Linked DNA regions of Homo sapiens: all the other regions are linked to region 1. The links are chromatin contacts, found by Hi-C or POLR2A ChIA-PET in ENCODE. All regions are on one chromosome and are shown on one strand. The core of a region is the stretch at or near the end of the contact, and the rest is flanking DNA. Distances in the headings are between cores, read along the strand shown. Region 1 holds the start of PPP1R15A (protein phosphatase 1 regulatory subunit 15A). Region 2 holds the start of PTOV1 (PTOV1 extended AT-hook containing adaptor protein). Region 3 holds the start of IRF3 (interferon regulatory factor 3). Region 4 holds the start of FLT3LG (fms related receptor tyrosine kinase 3 ligand). Region 5 holds the start of ODAD1 (outer dynein arm docking complex subunit 1).

What was found. Hi-C counts contacts between places; a loop is a spot of excess contacts on that map. ChIA-PET counts read pairs that join two places held with the same protein, here RNA polymerase II (POLR2A). Pooled maps may share reads with other maps.
Region 2: a loop to region 1 is called in a pooled map, with 11 times the contacts of the local background. The contact joins the promoter of PTOV1 here to the promoter of PPP1R15A in region 1. A Hi-C loop is called at or near these places in 2 of 168 maps with a recorded cell type or tissue (CD8-positive, alpha-beta T cell and naive thymus-derived CD4-positive, alpha-beta T cell) and 8 of 50 pooled maps. POLR2A ChIA-PET finds 5 or more read pairs at or near these places in 4 of 52 experiments (CD4-positive, alpha-beta memory T cell, GM10248, WTC11 and 1 more).
Region 3: a pooled map shows a loop between it and region 1 (12-fold over the local background). The contact joins the promoter of IRF3 here to the promoter of PPP1R15A in region 1. A Hi-C loop is called at or near these places in 1 of 168 maps with a recorded cell type or tissue (CD4-positive, alpha-beta memory T cell), 1 of 37 single-sample maps with no recorded cell type and 9 of 50 pooled maps. POLR2A ChIA-PET finds 5 or more read pairs at or near these places in 1 of 52 experiments (AG04449).
Region 4: a pooled map shows a loop between it and region 1 (2.7-fold over the local background). The contact joins the promoter of FLT3LG here to the promoter of PPP1R15A in region 1. A Hi-C loop is called at or near these places in 8 of 50 pooled maps. POLR2A ChIA-PET finds 5 or more read pairs at or near these places in 2 of 52 experiments (GM10248 and OCI-LY7).
Region 5: a map of CD8-positive, alpha-beta T cell shows a loop between it and region 1 (9-fold over the local background). The contact joins the promoter of ODAD1 here to the promoter of PPP1R15A in region 1. A Hi-C loop is called at or near these places in 4 of 168 maps with a recorded cell type or tissue (CD14-positive monocyte, CD8-positive, alpha-beta T cell, naive thymus-derived CD4-positive, alpha-beta T cell and 1 more), 7 of 37 single-sample maps with no recorded cell type and 20 of 50 pooled maps. POLR2A ChIA-PET finds 5 or more read pairs at or near these places in 2 of 52 experiments (GM10248 and HEK293T).

The regions. Positions count from the first base shown.
Region 1 is chr19:48,871,081-48,873,878 of GRCh38, reverse strand. It overlaps PPP1R15A (protein phosphatase 1 regulatory subunit 15A), which reads right to left and starts at 1,458. Exons shown (of 3, transcript NM_014330.5): 1 at 1,228-1,458; 2 at 1-654. The coding sequence starts at 645. RefSeq lists enhancers at 171-220, 65-675, 601-690, 1,351-1,460, 1,571-1,630 and 3 more and cis regulatory regions at 1-391, 551-1,051, 1,238-1,811.
Region 2 is chr19:49,849,611-49,852,408 of GRCh38, reverse strand. It overlaps PTOV1 (PTOV1 extended AT-hook containing adaptor protein), which reads right to left and starts at 1,250. Exons shown (of 12, transcript NM_001394010.1): 1 at 910-1,250. The coding sequence starts at 1,080. It overlaps PTOV1-AS1 (PTOV1 antisense RNA 1), which reads left to right and starts at 733. Exons shown (of 4, transcript NR_040037.1): 1 at 733-841. RefSeq lists silencers at 1,052-1,341, 1,782-1,861 and an enhancer at 1,442-1,551.
Region 3 is chr19:49,664,452-49,667,249 of GRCh38, reverse strand. IRF3 (interferon regulatory factor 3) reads left to right here and starts at 1,393. Exons shown (of 8, transcript NM_001571.6): 1 at 1,393-1,619; 2 at 2,404-2,576. The coding sequence starts at 2,412. BCL2L12 (BCL2 like 12) reads right to left here and starts at 1,317. Exons shown (of 7, transcript NM_138639.2): 1 at 1,183-1,317; 2 at 451-565; 3 at 89-231. The coding sequence starts at 557. RefSeq lists silencers at 1,145-1,224, 1,265-1,414.
Region 4 is chr19:49,472,759-49,475,556 of GRCh38, reverse strand. It overlaps FLT3LG (fms related receptor tyrosine kinase 3 ligand), which reads right to left and starts at 1,342. Exons shown (of 9, transcript NM_001459.4): 1 at 1,276-1,342; 2 at 885-954. The coding sequence starts at 917. RefSeq lists a silencer at 884-963.
Region 5 is chr19:48,320,638-48,323,435 of GRCh38, reverse strand. ODAD1 (outer dynein arm docking complex subunit 1) reads left to right here and starts at 1,465. Exons shown (of 16, transcript NM_001364171.2): 1 at 1,465-1,758; 2 at 2,625-2,664. It overlaps LOC124904735 (a long non-coding RNA gene), which reads right to left and starts at 1,968. Exons shown (of 2, transcript XR_007067284.1): 1 at 1,459-1,968; 2 at 1-646. RefSeq lists enhancers at 961-1,020, 1,031-1,090, 1,310-1,604, 1,611-1,850 and silencers at 1,201-1,490, 1,961-2,080.

The sequences.
Region 1 (2,798 bases), core at 209-2,708:
GGATCCTGGAGACAAGGCAGAAGTAGAGGTTCTGTGAGCTTCTTTCTTTACAGCTTCTTCATCGTCCTCCTCCTCCACGGCTGGACAACACTCCCGGTGTGATGGTGGATAAGAGAACTTGTTAACTCCCTCCTCTTCAGCAACTCCCTCTTCCTCGGCTTTCTCCTCCCCTGGGTTCTTATCAGAACCTTGCAGTGTCCTTATCAGAAGGCTGGGAGACAGGGGAGCACGCTGGCCATCTGCAAATTGACTTCCCTGCCCTCTAGGGACACTGGTTGCCTCTCGCTCACCATACATGCCATCATCATCATCCAAAAGTCCCCAGGCTTCAGGAAGGGAACTGCTGGTTTTCAGCCCCAGTGTTTCTCTGTCCTCTCCAGGGCCTCCACTGTCTTCAGCCTCCTCTTCAGGGCGTCTGCCCCAAGGGGTATGGGGGATTGCCAGAGGAGTCCTAGCTTCTCCCTCCAGGCCAGCTTCTACCAGAGCTGCTCCTTTTACTGCTTCCACCAGCCAGGGCTCTAGAGGTCCCAGGCCCCTCAGGCGGCTCCAGGCGCGGCTGAGGAGGCCCATCACTGGGGACAGGAGGAAGAAAGGGTGGGCATCCCTCCACGGGGTAGCCTGATGGGGTGCTTGGCCTGGGGCCATGTGTCTGGGCTGGAAAAGGGGGAGAAAAAAATAAAGTTTAGGGGCCATTTAGAGGATGGCATCCGGGCGTGACTATGAGTCATAGCAACGGAAATAGTAACACAACTATTGTAAATAGCAACGCGAGAGTCCCAAATTCCTTTCTGATCTCGGCCACGCCCATCTCTGTCCCTTGGCTCTGTTCTTATCTCTCAATAGCCAGGAGTCTGAGCCCCTAGTTCTGCCTTAGATCCAAGGGTCCAAGCCCCCAGCCCTCTCTTTCTTCAGACGCAGAACTCCCAGTCCCAAGAACCAAGAACAAAAGTCTTTACTTGCTTCCCTTGGCGACAAAGTCATAGTCCCTAGCTCTCTCATTCTGCTGAAGATTGACAAATCAAACCCTCACACCCTCCTCCCTCGCAGACTGAAACATTCTGACCCGACCCCCTACTTGGCAGATGATTCCTTCACGGGGGACCCAAGAATCTGGCTTCCAGATCCCTCCTCCCTCAGGCTCAGGACTCCAGGCTCCCAACCCCTTCTCCTTTCTAAATCCGGGCCCCCAGCCCCGTGGGGACCCAGGCGTTCCGACCCCTTACTCACCGGCTGGGAGCTGCGCGTCACCCCGGGGGCAGGAGCGCCGGTTCGGTCTGCCAGAAGCGATCACAGGTCCGGACGGTTAGGGAGGCCAGCGCGTTCATCTCACCCTCAGGCGTCGGGCTCCGAGTAACTCAGAGTATCTCCGGCTGCCTCAAGTGCCGTGGCGACAAGCGGGCGCGGGGTCGTGCAGCGTCTTGCATAAGATCAACAACTGGGATGGGAACCGATAAGAGCAACGAACACAATGGCCACTAGGCTTTTATAGCCTACCGCGCCCGGCGTGCTGACGTCACGAAGAGAGGCGGGGTTTCGAGACCGCAACCCGAAGGGTGGGAAGTGGAAGTAAGACAGGACTTCTCGCGGAGATTCCAGCTTTTGCAACGTCACGGCGGAGTTTCCGAGCGTGACCACGCCCCTCCAACAAACGAACTGTCAATCAAATGCGTGGCCCTGCTTCAACAGCGAGCCAGTTCTCTCTCAGCTCAGGGTCAATGCCTTCCCACCCCAATTTATTTATTTATTTAGTTAGTTATTTTGAGGCGGAGTTTTGCTCTTGTTGCTCAGGCTGGAATGCAAAGGGGCGATCTCGGCTCACCGCAACCTCCGCCTTCGGGGTTCAAGCGATTCTCCTGCCTCAGCATCCCGAGTATCTGGGATTGCAGGCATGTGCCGCCACGCCCGGCTAATTTTGTATTTGTTTAGTAGAGACGTAGTTTCTCCATGTTGGTCAGGCTGGTCTGGAACTCCCGACGTCAGGGGATCCTCCCGCCTTGGCCTCCCAAAGTGCTGGGATTGCAGGCATGTGCCGCCACGCCCGGCTAATTTTGTATTTGTTTAGTAGAGACGTAGTTTCTCCATGTTGGTCAGGCTGGTCTGGAACTCCCGACGTCAGGGGATCCTCCCGCCTTGGCCTCCCAAAGTGCTGGGATTACAGGCGTGAGTCACCGCGCCCGGCCTATTTATTTATTTATTTATTCATTATTTATTTTTCTGAGACGGGATTTCACCATGTTTGCTAGGCTGGTCTCGAACTCCTGACCTCAGGTGTTCTGCCTGCCTTGGCCTCCCAAAGTGCTGGGATTGCAGGCGTGAGCCACCACTCCAGGCCTATTTATTTATTTGTTATTTTTTATTTTTTTATTTTTTTTTGAGATGGAGTCTCGCTCTGTCACCGAGGCTGGAGTGCAATGGCGTGATCTCGGCTCACTGCAACCTCCATCTTCCGGGTTCAAGCGATTCTCCCTCTTCAGCCTCCGAGTAGCTGGGATTACAGGCACGCACTACCACACTCAGCTAATTTTTTGTATTTTTAGTAGAGACAGTGTTTCGCCATGTTGCCCAGGCTGTTCTCGAACTCCTGAGCTCAGGCAGTCTGCCTGCCTCGGCTTCCCAAAGTGTTAGGATTATAGGCGTGAGCTACTGCACCCAGCCTATTTATTTTTTGAGTAGGCGTCTCACTCTGTCGCCCAGGCTGGAGTTCAGTGGCGCCATCTCGGTTCACTGCAACCTCCACCTCCTGGGTTCCAGCGATTCTCCTGCCTGAGCCTCTGGAGTAGCTGGGATTACAGGCATGT
Region 2 (2,798 bases), core at 1-2,500, 980 kb before region 1:
AACTAGATGCGAATGCTGCAGGAAGGGGCGAAGGCAGTGGAGTGAAGGGGTACGTTTAAGTTGTGGGAGGTGATCTAAGTCTCGGTATCCATGTTTATGACCCCAGGAAGCCTGTTTAAGGTTTCAGTAGGGCTGCCACAGCTCTGTGCCATCCACACCGCTGAGGCAGTGTATTTAAGAAGCGGACCCGAGCGCGAACCCAGGGGAAATCTCACATCGGGGCAAGCGTGTGCACGGTGCAAAGTCGCGATGTGCGGTTTTACAGCCCCAGGTAAACCTTACGGTTTCTGAAAAGCATGTGCATCTTTTGGGTCCGGAGAAGCGTGTGCAGCCCAAAGTACCTGCGAAGCTGAATGTTTACGTTTAAGGTCTGGGCTCACGGCAGTCCATCAAAGCATCCCACATGTGGGCGCGGGCGCGTATTCTAGGTGCGCACTCCACGGGCACGGAGCGGCCGCCAGGGGAGAACGCCCACGGGTGCGACATCTGGGGGCGCTGGTACAAAGCGCGGGCCCCTCCCTCGCCGCTGTCCCCCAAAACCGCCCCCATTTCCAGGTTTCCTGCCCGGAGAGCGAGCAACTCTCCAATAGGAAAAACAAGCGAGCGTGCCGGCTGCCTGTCTGCCGCCCCCAGCCCGCGTTTAAATCGGGCCGCGGAGTCAGCAGTAATATGAGCCCGCCCCGCCCCCGTCCCCCAACCCCCCACCCCGGCCCGAACGCGCAACAAAGGGGAGAGCGCGGCGCGAACCACCGGGTGCTCCACGGGGGAACCCGGCCCCGGGCGGGACCACCCTTCGGGCCACAGGGGACACCCCGGAGCGGCGGGGGCTGCGGACAAAGGCGTGAGCCCGGGATAGGGGCTGGGGGGGCGGGGCCGTGGAAGGCTCTGGAAAAAGGGCGGGGGGCTCACCATGGGAGGGGCCGAGCGGGCCCGGATCCGCGGAGGCTGCGGGCCTCGGGGGCTGGCAGGCCAGGAGCGCGAGCGGACGGCGCGCACCACGAGGGGCCGCGGAGGGCGGCCGCGACCCCCGAGGGGGCCCCCGGCGCCGGAGCGGTACGGGGCACGGCGCGGACGGACCATGGCGGGCGCGGGCCGAGCGGGCGGGGAGCTGCCGCGGGCCACAAGGGGGGCTGCGGGCTCCACCGACTGAGGGGCGCGGGCGCGGGCGCGCGGCTTCGGGGGAGACGGGCTGAGCCGTACCAAGCTCGGGGGACGCGCCGCCGGAGTGGGGTCGCCGCGGCCGAACCACTGAGGCGAGCGGGGGAGCCCGGCGCGTACCAAGCGCGTCCGAGGGGGCGTGGCCGGAGCGTACCAAGGCGGCGCGGGGGAGCGGGGCCCGGGCGGGAGCGGAGTGTGGGCTCGGCGGTCCTGCGGGCCTCTCCGGCGCGGGGGAGTCCTGGGAAGACGCGCGAGCCACAACTTCAGGGGGCGTGGCGGGAACGGGAGCCCCTACCGAATGGGGTGGCAGAAGAACGAAGGCGACACCAAGCTGGCCCCTTGCGGGGGTCGGGACGGCGGGAGACCTCATCCGGAGCCCTGGGCCCGCAGAGCCAGGAGACCGCGCCAAAATACATCAGGGAAGAGGGGAGGACGGAATAATGGGCCTGGGGACAAAGGAACCCACTGAAAGGGAACCCACTGAGGGTACGGATTGCACCCGAGCCTGAGACAGCTGAAGGTTTGCAGTCGGTGACGTGGCGAGGTGGGCAAGGGACTCCAACTCCCAGCGGGCCCCGCGCGGCCTGGGCGGGGCCAGCTGTCCCTGGAGGCTCCGCCCATTAGCCCCGGCGCCCAGGCTCCGCCCGCCGTCCCTGGCGACTCCAAGCTTCTCGCCACTCACGTCGCTCCCCGGCCTTCCGTGGATTCGCTCATTCGCTCTGCTAAAATGGAATGACTACTTACTAGTAGTTGTATAAGATTTTTCCCTCGATTTTTGTTCCTTAAACGTGGGTAATACCTAACCCTAGAGTGGTTATGGGGATCGAGCCCGAGGGGCTGTGCTTGACTGCTTGGCGCAGTCACTACTCAAATGTTAGCTTTTCTTTAAAAACAACAACAAAAATCTGTTATGAGTACCCTGTCCAGTTCTGTGCTCGGCGACGACCGAATCAGACCACGTCCCTCACAGGCCCCACGGTCCACTGGGGAGAGACATAATCACAGGCTGTGCTAAGTGTTAACTAGCGCACATCCACAGGGCGATGGGATATGACCATAGCGAGGTAAAGTTAGCAAGCAAGGGAAGTCAAGAAAACGACCTGTGAGCAACCTGCCATTCCAGATGGCTGGAAAAGTGTGCAAAGAGGACAGAACAGCAAAGACAAATCCTGAAAGTAGAAGGAATAAAAGGGAGCCAGTGTGGGCGGAGTCGAGTGAAGGTAGAGAGGAGAAATAGACACAGCTGTAGGAGGTTAGAGACGGAGTCCCTACTTCTGTTTCGGATGTTGACTAAACAATGTAGATAGATATTGATGTCATAGCCTGGAGAGAGAAATTCGGGAGTCATCAGTGTTTGAATGGAGACTGGATGAGCTCACAAAGAGACTGGGACACTCATCCCTTTAGCAGTCACGACAATGAGAAGCAACCAGCAAAGGACACGGAGGAGTGGCCAGTGAAATGGCAGAAGAACCCGTAGGCCTGTCCATGTTTTCCTGCCCAGGGGCTCCCGAGGGCTGACTGGAGCCCAGCCTTAAACCCCAAATCCAACCTGCATTGTGGCCAAACGGAGTCAGTGCTCCCTGAACACAAACTGCAAGTTAGTTATCAACAGGTACCTCCAATGCCCTGTCAATCAC
Region 3 (2,798 bases), core at 144-2,643, 790 kb before region 1:
ACACAGCCACCCCCTAGCTGAGTGATCTTAAACTAGCACCTTATCCCGTGTTCTGCCGGCTTCATAGATGATCATGGAAATCTCTTACCAGGCTCTAAACCATAGCAGGGGCGGATGGGCAGAGAGCAAGGCCGAGGGGACTCAGAGGGGGCTGCTCCTCGCCCCAGGGAGCAGGGAAGACATCTTCGAAGGCGGCTCAGGAAGTCTGTTGGCTCTTCTTGGGCAGGGCTTCTGGAGAGGAGGACTTCAGAGACTGACCCCACCAGAGATCCCCTGCAAGCAGTCTCTTTCCCCAACTCCCTCCCTCCCCCGCTGAGGACCTCTCTCCAAAACCCCAAAGACAGAGAATAGAGCCAGATATAAAGAGAGGAGACAGACTGAGACCAGGAGCAAGAGTTAGGAGGGAGCCTCAAATGCTGGCCCCTGGGGGAGAAGGGCCACTCCTCTTACCTAGGTGGAGTTGGAACAGGAGACCCGGCAGCCTCACCACGCCTAAGGAAGGCAGCTAGGACCCTCAGCGTGTCTTCCCGGAGCCCCAGCTCTTCAGAGCCTGCCATGGAGGCACCTGTGAGAGAGAGGGTTAGGGACTGGACTCCAAGGGTTTAGCAAGAAGTGGAGGCTTGGGGACCAGGACTTGTGAGTCCCAAGGAAGGTGCTGAGGGCCTGGACTCCTGGGTCCTTTGGAGAGTGTGGGTCTGGGGGCCTAGACTCTTGAGTCCTCAGACGAAAAAGCGATCAGGAAAAAGACTCTTCGATCCAAGGAAAGGTGGTGGGGCTGGGTGCCCAGATTCGTGGGTCTAAAGGAGGAGGGAGCTGGGGTCCTGGACTTCTGAGTCTTAGAGAAAAAGGAACTGGAGCCCCAGACCCTTAGGTCTCCCAGGAAGAAGAGGCTTAGCGCCCCAACTCCTGGATTCTATAAGAGGCATATGCCAAACTCCTGAAACCCTTAAAGCATCGGGAACTACCAATCCCAAGAGGTTTCAGGGCAAATCTTCCCCTAGGTCCGCGCTTCTTCGCCGCGCAGCCTGCTGTGAGGTGTAGTTCCAAATCTCCGACCCCTGCTGGAATCTAGAGGACCCTGGACCCTTGGATATCAGAGAAGCGGGACTGGGGTGCCCACCACTGGATCCCGGCCCCCTCCTCTTCCCTCCTCACCCCACCCCTCGTCAACACCCCGCTGACCTGGTCCGGGGCCCCACCGCCGCCTCCTCCACTCAACTTGCGGTCTCCTCCACTGAACTCGTACAAACTTTATTAGTTCAACTTTCCCGCGCCTGCGCACTGGGCCGGGTCGATAACCGGCCCAGCGTAGAAAGGGCGGAACGCTGGGTGCACGCTCAATTTGCATGTGACGCTCCCAGCATGCCTCTGGCCGGAAACCCAAAAAAGGGCATAGGGGCGGGAACAGCCCAGCGGGCCGTCCCATCGGCTTTTGGGTCTGTTACCCAAAGAATGATAAAGTTGGTTTTATTTCAAGAAGTCGATCAAAAAGAAAGCCCCAGCGCTCTAGAGCTCAGCTGACGGGAAAGGGGGTGCGCAGCCTCGAGTTTGAGAGCTACCCGGAGCTCCAAGACAGGGGTGGGTTCCAGCTGCCCGCACGCCCCGACCTTCCATCGTAGGTAACGCGGAAGAGCCCGGGAGAGCGTTGGTGGCGTCCGAGAGCGAGGAGCGGGAAAGAGGATGGGTCTGCACGGAGAGTGGAAAGGCAGGCTGTGTACTCTGGGGAAAGTGGAGCAAGGAAGGAGCTACAGTGGCCGACGCTGGAGGTCGGCTGCAGAAAAACTAGAAAAAGTAGGGAGGAAAGAGGAAAAGAGGAGGCGTCTACACTGAGGGGGTTCTAGAGAGGGAGGGGTGGACTCCGTAGATGGGGGTAGTTCAGTCTCGAAACCTGGGGCGTGCTCTGTCCTGGAGGAGGGAGGCGGGCAGTCGGAGGGGAATTGAATGGAAGTTCTGTGTTGGAAATGTTTTGGGAGATCTTCTGTAGGGGGACTGTGGAAGGGGGTCTACATTGGGGTAAGTGCAGGAGGTAGAGGCTTACACGTGAATCGATTCTGCACTGAAATAACTAGGGAAAGAGGATGCTACCCTGAAAGTGGGGATACTTACTTTCGATGATGTGGGGGAGGGAGGAGGTCTATACTGGCGGAATTGAGGGAGTGGAGGGTCTGCACTGAAGACGCTGGGGAAGGATGTGCCATGGATATGGGAAGGAACCCTAGCTGATTAGAGAGCCTCTCGGGAGGATGGGAGGATGGGAAGAGGAGGTTTCCTGTTTGTACCCCCGAAAATATGGGTGAAGGACCTGTGCCGTGGCCCGTGAGAAGGAGGTCTGGGTGCGGAAACTCCAGGCCAGGTGGGTCCGGGGGAGGCCGGTCGCGCCCAGGAAATGCCCTATACGCGCAGGCCGGACCATGGGAACCCCAAAGCCACGGATCCTGCCCTGGCTGGTGTCGCAGCTGGACCTGGGGCAACTGGAGGGCGTGGCCTGGGTGAACAAGAGCCGCACGCGCTTCCGCATCCCTTGGAAGCACGGCCTACGGCAGGATGCACAGCAGGAGGATTTCGGAATCTTCCAGGTGCGTGCGACGACCTGGGACGCTGGAAACCCGGAGCTGCGCGCTGGGCGGAAAGGACTCCTAGTGGGCCCGGCTGAGAAGGCGGAGGTGGCGCGCGAGGGGCGGGCTCGTGCCAACGCTGGTGGGTGGGGCTAGAACGGGAGGGGCGGGGCTAGCCGGATCCGCTGACTGATGGTGGGGCGCAAGCAGGGTTGGAGCTGCAGGGTTACGGGAATAAAACCG
Region 4 (2,798 bases), core at 93-2,592, 600 kb before region 1:
TGGAGACATGGCCCCATCTCTGCCTGTCTTTCCCGGTTTCTCTCTGCCTCTGGTCCAATGCTGTCCAGTTTGCATCCCCCTCTGCCCCACCCCTCTCTCTCCCCATCTCCCCCACTCTGCTGGTCTCTCTCCAACCACCTCATCTTCACGTCTGGTTTCCTCGCCCGGGTTCCTCCAGCTCTGTCCCTCCCTCTGCCTTCTACACCACTGTTGCCTGCTTCTCTCTTGATCTTGGTCCACGTCCTCTTCATTTGTTCTTGGCTCTGTCCACCTTCCCTCTCCTCTGTCCATCTCCCCCCTTTTCTGTCCATCTCCCCCTCCTCTGTCCATCTCCCCCCTCCTCTGTCTCTCTTCCTCTCCTCTGTCCGTCTCCCTCCTCCTGTCCACCTCCCCCTCCTCTTCATCTCCCTCTCCTCTGTCCATCTCCCCCTCCTGTCCATCTCCCCTCTCCTCTGTCCATACCCCCTCCTCTCCATCTTCCCTCCTGTCCATCTCCCCCACCTCTGTCCATCTCCCCCTTCTCTGTCCATCTCCCTCCTCCTGTCCACCTCCCTCCTCTTTATCTCCCTCTCCTCTGTTCATCTGCCCTCTCCTCTGTCCATCTCCCCCTCCTCTGTCCATCTCCCCGCTCCTGTCCATCTCCCACTCCTCTCTATCTCCCTCTCCTCTATCTCCCCCTCCTCTGTCCATCTCCCCATCCTCTGTCCATCTCCCCCTCCTCTGTCCGTCTCCTCTCCTATCCATCTCCCCTCACATCTGTCCATCTCCCCTCCTATTTCCTCGTCATCTGTCCATCTGTTCTCCCGTCCATCTCCCCTCATCTCTGCCCCATCCTGACATTGTGCCTCCCCTCTCCCCTGATCTTGTCCCTGGGGTTTACGCACTGTTGGGCTCCAGGCTGGCGCCAGCACTGTCATTTCGGCCGGGGGCCCCTCATGCCTCCTGTCGCCGGGTCTTGGAAGGGACAGAAGAACAAGTCTCGGACCCTCATGCCCCAGCCCCTGCCCTGCCCGCCCCTTTGCCTCCCCGCCCCTCCCGCGTCCCATTGATGTGGCTGAGTTTCCGCCCCTTCCTCCCCCAGGCTTCCTGCGTCTGCCCCAGTTACGGTGAAAACTCTTCATCTCCACTTCTAAGAACCTCGACGTCTGGTCCCCAGAACCCTCCCCAGGTTAGGGACCCGGGAACCCAGCCCCCCACCCTCTGCTCCCCCTGCCCCAGGAGTGGGGACCCTGGCTCCGCCCCTTGGGGACCTAGAGTCCAAGTCTCCTCACGCACCAGGCTTGCCCCAGTTGGGTGTGGAAGGGGCCAAGCCGGGTGACAGCCAGAGACCGAAAGTGAAAGGAAATTTTTGGGGGGAGACAGTCAAGGGGTGGAATCTGGGCCCAGGCGGAGCGCGCCCCCTGGTGGTGAGAGGCGGCCGCTCACGCCGCAGATGGCGCGTTCTCCGGACGCCCCGCAGCGGGGGCTGCAGTGGGGCTGACTCCCTGGGTGGCACGCCCAGTGCATGGTGAGCTGGGGCTGGAACCCGGATCTGTCTCTGGGAACTCGCAGTTGCTGTGTCTTACCGTCCTCCGGGCCCCAACTTTGCCCCGCCAAGGCTTGGCACACAGGACTCAGGATGCATCTTGTCACATTGGGCCTGGCAGGTGTCGCCCTAGCACTAGCTTTATCACTGTGGGAGCTTGGCCAGCCCCTTGACCTCTCTAAGCCTCGGCTTCTCCAACTCCAAACTGAGGGGTGAGGTGGTACATGAGACAAAATAGAAGCTCTCTTCCACATCTGTGGATCTCTGAATCTCTGAAGCATTTTTTTTTTTTAGATGGGGTCTCACTCTGTTGCCCAGGCTGGAGTGCAGTGGCACAGTCTCGGCTCACGGCAACCTCCGCCTCCTGGGCTTAAGCAATTCTTGTGCCTCAGGCTCCCAAGTAGCTGGAATTGCAGGTGCGTGCCACCATGCCCGGCTAATTTTTGTATTTTTAGTAGAGACGAGGTTTCACTATGTTGGCCAGGCTGATCTCGAACTCCTGACCTCAGGTGATCAGCCTGCCTCGGCCTCCCAAAATGCTGGGATTACAGGTGTGACCCATCACGCCCATCCTGAATCTCTTGCTCACCCATCTGATCCGTGGCAGACTGTCCTGAAACATCTGCTGCCCCCACCCCCCCAGCAGGAGGATTCGAGGTCCCATCCTGGGGAACTCGGACATGGCCACACTCACTTTGGCCAGTCACATGAGGGTGGAGGTGACAGGTGTCACTTCTGAATGGAAGTCTAAGGGACCGGGGAGTGGATGGTGGAGGATGCATGGAGAGAGCGCCTCTATCAGCCAAGTTTCCTGTGCCACTCGGAGGAGCACAGGGATCCTGCCAGCCCCGGATGAGCACAGGGAGTGTAAGCAACAAACTAATGTTGTGGTTGTGGCCCACGCAGATTCGGGGGTTATGTGTTACTGCAGCAAAGCCTCGCCCGTCCTGGCCTTCATCATCCATTTCCCTTCCCTGATCCCTCTGCCTGCCTCACTTCCTGTTCAGCCTGGGTTAGCTGCCTTGTCGCACCCAATGGTCAGACCTTCCATCTGGCTAGAAAGATTTAAATGAAGCAGAGAGGCAGAGATACAAGCCCCAATAGCTCATGTGGCCCATGGACAAAGGACCTGCTCTAGCTCCTTCCTGACCAAGTCCTGGGGCCCCTCAATGTGTGTCCTGCCCTATCGCCCTATTGCCTCTAGGGAATCTCTGTAGCCTTCCAGAAGACTCCTCTCTCTCTCTCTTTTTTTTTTGAGACCGAGTCTCGCTGT
Region 5 (2,798 bases), core at 216-2,715, 550 kb after region 1:
CTGCAACCTCCACCTCCCGGTTCAAGCGATTCTCCTGCCTCAGCCTCCTGAGTAGCTGGGATTACAGGTGCCCGCCACCACGCCCAGCCAATTTTTGTATTTTTAGTAGAGACGGGGGTTTCTCCATGTTGGCCAGGCTGGCCTCGAACTCCTGACCTCCAGTGATCTGCCTGCCTTGGCCTCCCAAAATGATGGGATTACAGGCGTAAGACACTGTGCCTGGCCCCAAAGGTTTACTGTTAACTATTATTATTAATTTTGGGGATATTAAATTAGGGTCGGGGTGATGACTACTATGTACACGAGTCTCTTGGGAGGGGACCAGGTGCCCAGAACTCTGATAAATTGAGAGCAGGGGAATTCAAATCCTGGATCCAGGGAAGGGAACTGGATGATGGGATGTCTGGGTATCTGATGGGCCAGAGCTGGGTTTGGGATAGCTGTTGGTGATTCGGGCTCCCTGAGGGGGTGAGGGATGGACAGTTCAGTGCTTGGCTGGGTACCCCAAGACCTGGAAGCTGGAATACCAGTATAGCACAGACTCTAGAGCCACACTGGTTGGACTCAAAATCCAAGCTGTTTTACTCAATGGCTGTGTAATTTTTGGCAAGTTACTAATAACTTCTCTATGCCTCAGTCTCTTCATCTGAAAAATAGAGATAATAGTAAATACATTATAGGGCAGTTCTTAGGGTAGTGCTAGTCATATCAGGCATTGGGGCTCTGAGTGGAGTCAGTACTGGGGGACCCTGATTCAGGATCTCTAGGAGTTGGGGAAGGGGCAAATTCTTGGGTCCATTGGGTCTCAAGGCTAAAGTTGGGAATCCAAAATGAGGGTCCCTGGGGGAGAATAAGTAGTCTCAAACTTAAGTGCCTGAGAGACAGAAACTGGGGTCCGCACTCAGATCCCTAAGGAAGTTGCAAAGTCTGGGTCACTGAAGGAAAAATTAGGGGCTGGGGAGACATACGTTCCTCTTGGGGAGCAGGAAAAGAGGGCTCCACTTTCTTGAGAGGACTAGGGGGAGCCAGGGGCTAGGAAGATGGAAACTTGAGCCGGGGAGGTGAAAAACACGAGTCTAGGACTCAGAATCAAGTTCCCTGAGTGGGATCGGCGCCAGGCTTGGGTACCCTGGGGATATTAGGGGGGTCCCCGCACTATGGCTATGTAGAAGGGGAAGAATCAAAGGATCTGAGGGTGGCGGCGGGATCTCCCCATCCTGGGCCTCCGAGATTATGAGCTGAGCTGAGCGTACGCAGGCCGCTTCCTCCCACAGGAAACCGCAGGCTTCGGGCACACCCAGCCTGCAGGGAGAGGCGCCCACTGCCCGCCCGCCCGGGGAGGCCCACGTGGGCAGCAGCCGCCGCCGCGGAGGGGGCGTGCCTTACAGAGCGAGTGGGTGTAACCAGAGGGGGCGTGGCCAGAAACCGGGGGGCGGTATGGAGTGCCCGAGGTCTCACCCACTTCCGCCCTCCAGCGCGCGGACGTGGTAGGCGGCCAAGCGTTTTTGGCTGCTTCCCGGGAAGCCGTTGGTCGCGCTTGCGTAGTGAACCGCTGAGGCTGTGTTGAGCGCTCCTTCTCCGCGCAACTCCCGGCTTCGACACCGCCTTCCTTCCTATGAATCCTTAATTTAACGTGGTCACAGTCAGCTTAAGACCGGCACCTCTCGGGCTCCGTCTTGTAGGACCTCGGCCTGGCTTCGAGGGCTTCCATACAGGTCACCGCAGGCTCTTTCAACTCCCGCCGCTTCCAGGCCCGCGGTACTAGTGAGACCTCAGCCTCGACCTCCCCAGGACCATTTCGACCTCCCGCAGGCCTTCAAGGCCTGAGCGCCTCCCGATTAGCCCGCCCTTCACCGCCCTTCCACCGGGCCCCTCGTAAGGCCTTCCAAACGCGACCCTCGAAGCCCGCCCCTTACGGGGAAGCCCCTCCGCTCGCTGTCTGCGAAGCCCCGTCCTGTACTGGTGTCCGTGCCCCTCCCCTCGCCGGCCCCGAAGCCCCGCCCCTCGAAGTTCTTCCCACTCACTCTCCTCACAGGTCTCAGCCCCGCCCATCACAGCTCCCTACGGCACGCCCCTCTCAGGCCTCACAGCCGTGCACCTCTCAGGGCTCCGCAGCACCGCTCCACAGGCCCTCCCGGCTCCGCCCCTTTCAGGACCTCGCCGCCCATCAGTTTTGTTTGTTTGTTTGTTTGTTTTTTGAGACGGAGTCTCGCTCTGTCGCCCAGGCTGGAGTGCAGTGGCGGGATCTCGGCTCACTGCAACCTCCGCCTCCCGGGTTCAAGCGATTCTCCTGCCCCAGCCTCCTGAGTAGCTGGGATTACAGGCACGAGCCGCCATGTCCGGCTAATTTTTTGTACTTTTAGTAGAGACGGGGTTTCACCATGTTGGCCAGGTTGGTCTCGAACTCGTGACCTCAAGTGATGCGCCCGCCTCGGCCTCCCAAAATGCTGGGATTGCAGGCGTGAGCCACCGCGCCTGGCCTTGCCCATCAGTTCTCAGTCCGTGGGAACCCTGCAGGTCTACGCCTCGCATCCTTCTCCGCCCCTCCTCCCATAGTTTCTCCCGCGGCCTCAGTCCCTCCCTGGCCGCTGTCCTCAGTCCTCATTGGTCCCTTATCTCCCCAGTAACCAGACCACAACACTGAACTTGGAGCACCAAGAACAGGTCAGGCCCGTCGGCAGGTAGGGCCCAGGACTCCCCCGACCCTGCCCAACCCCCACTACAGCAGGCCGGGGTTTCCCCCTCTCCTGCGACCAAACAGCCTGGCCTCAGATATCCTGAGAGCCCAGGAGGCCTGT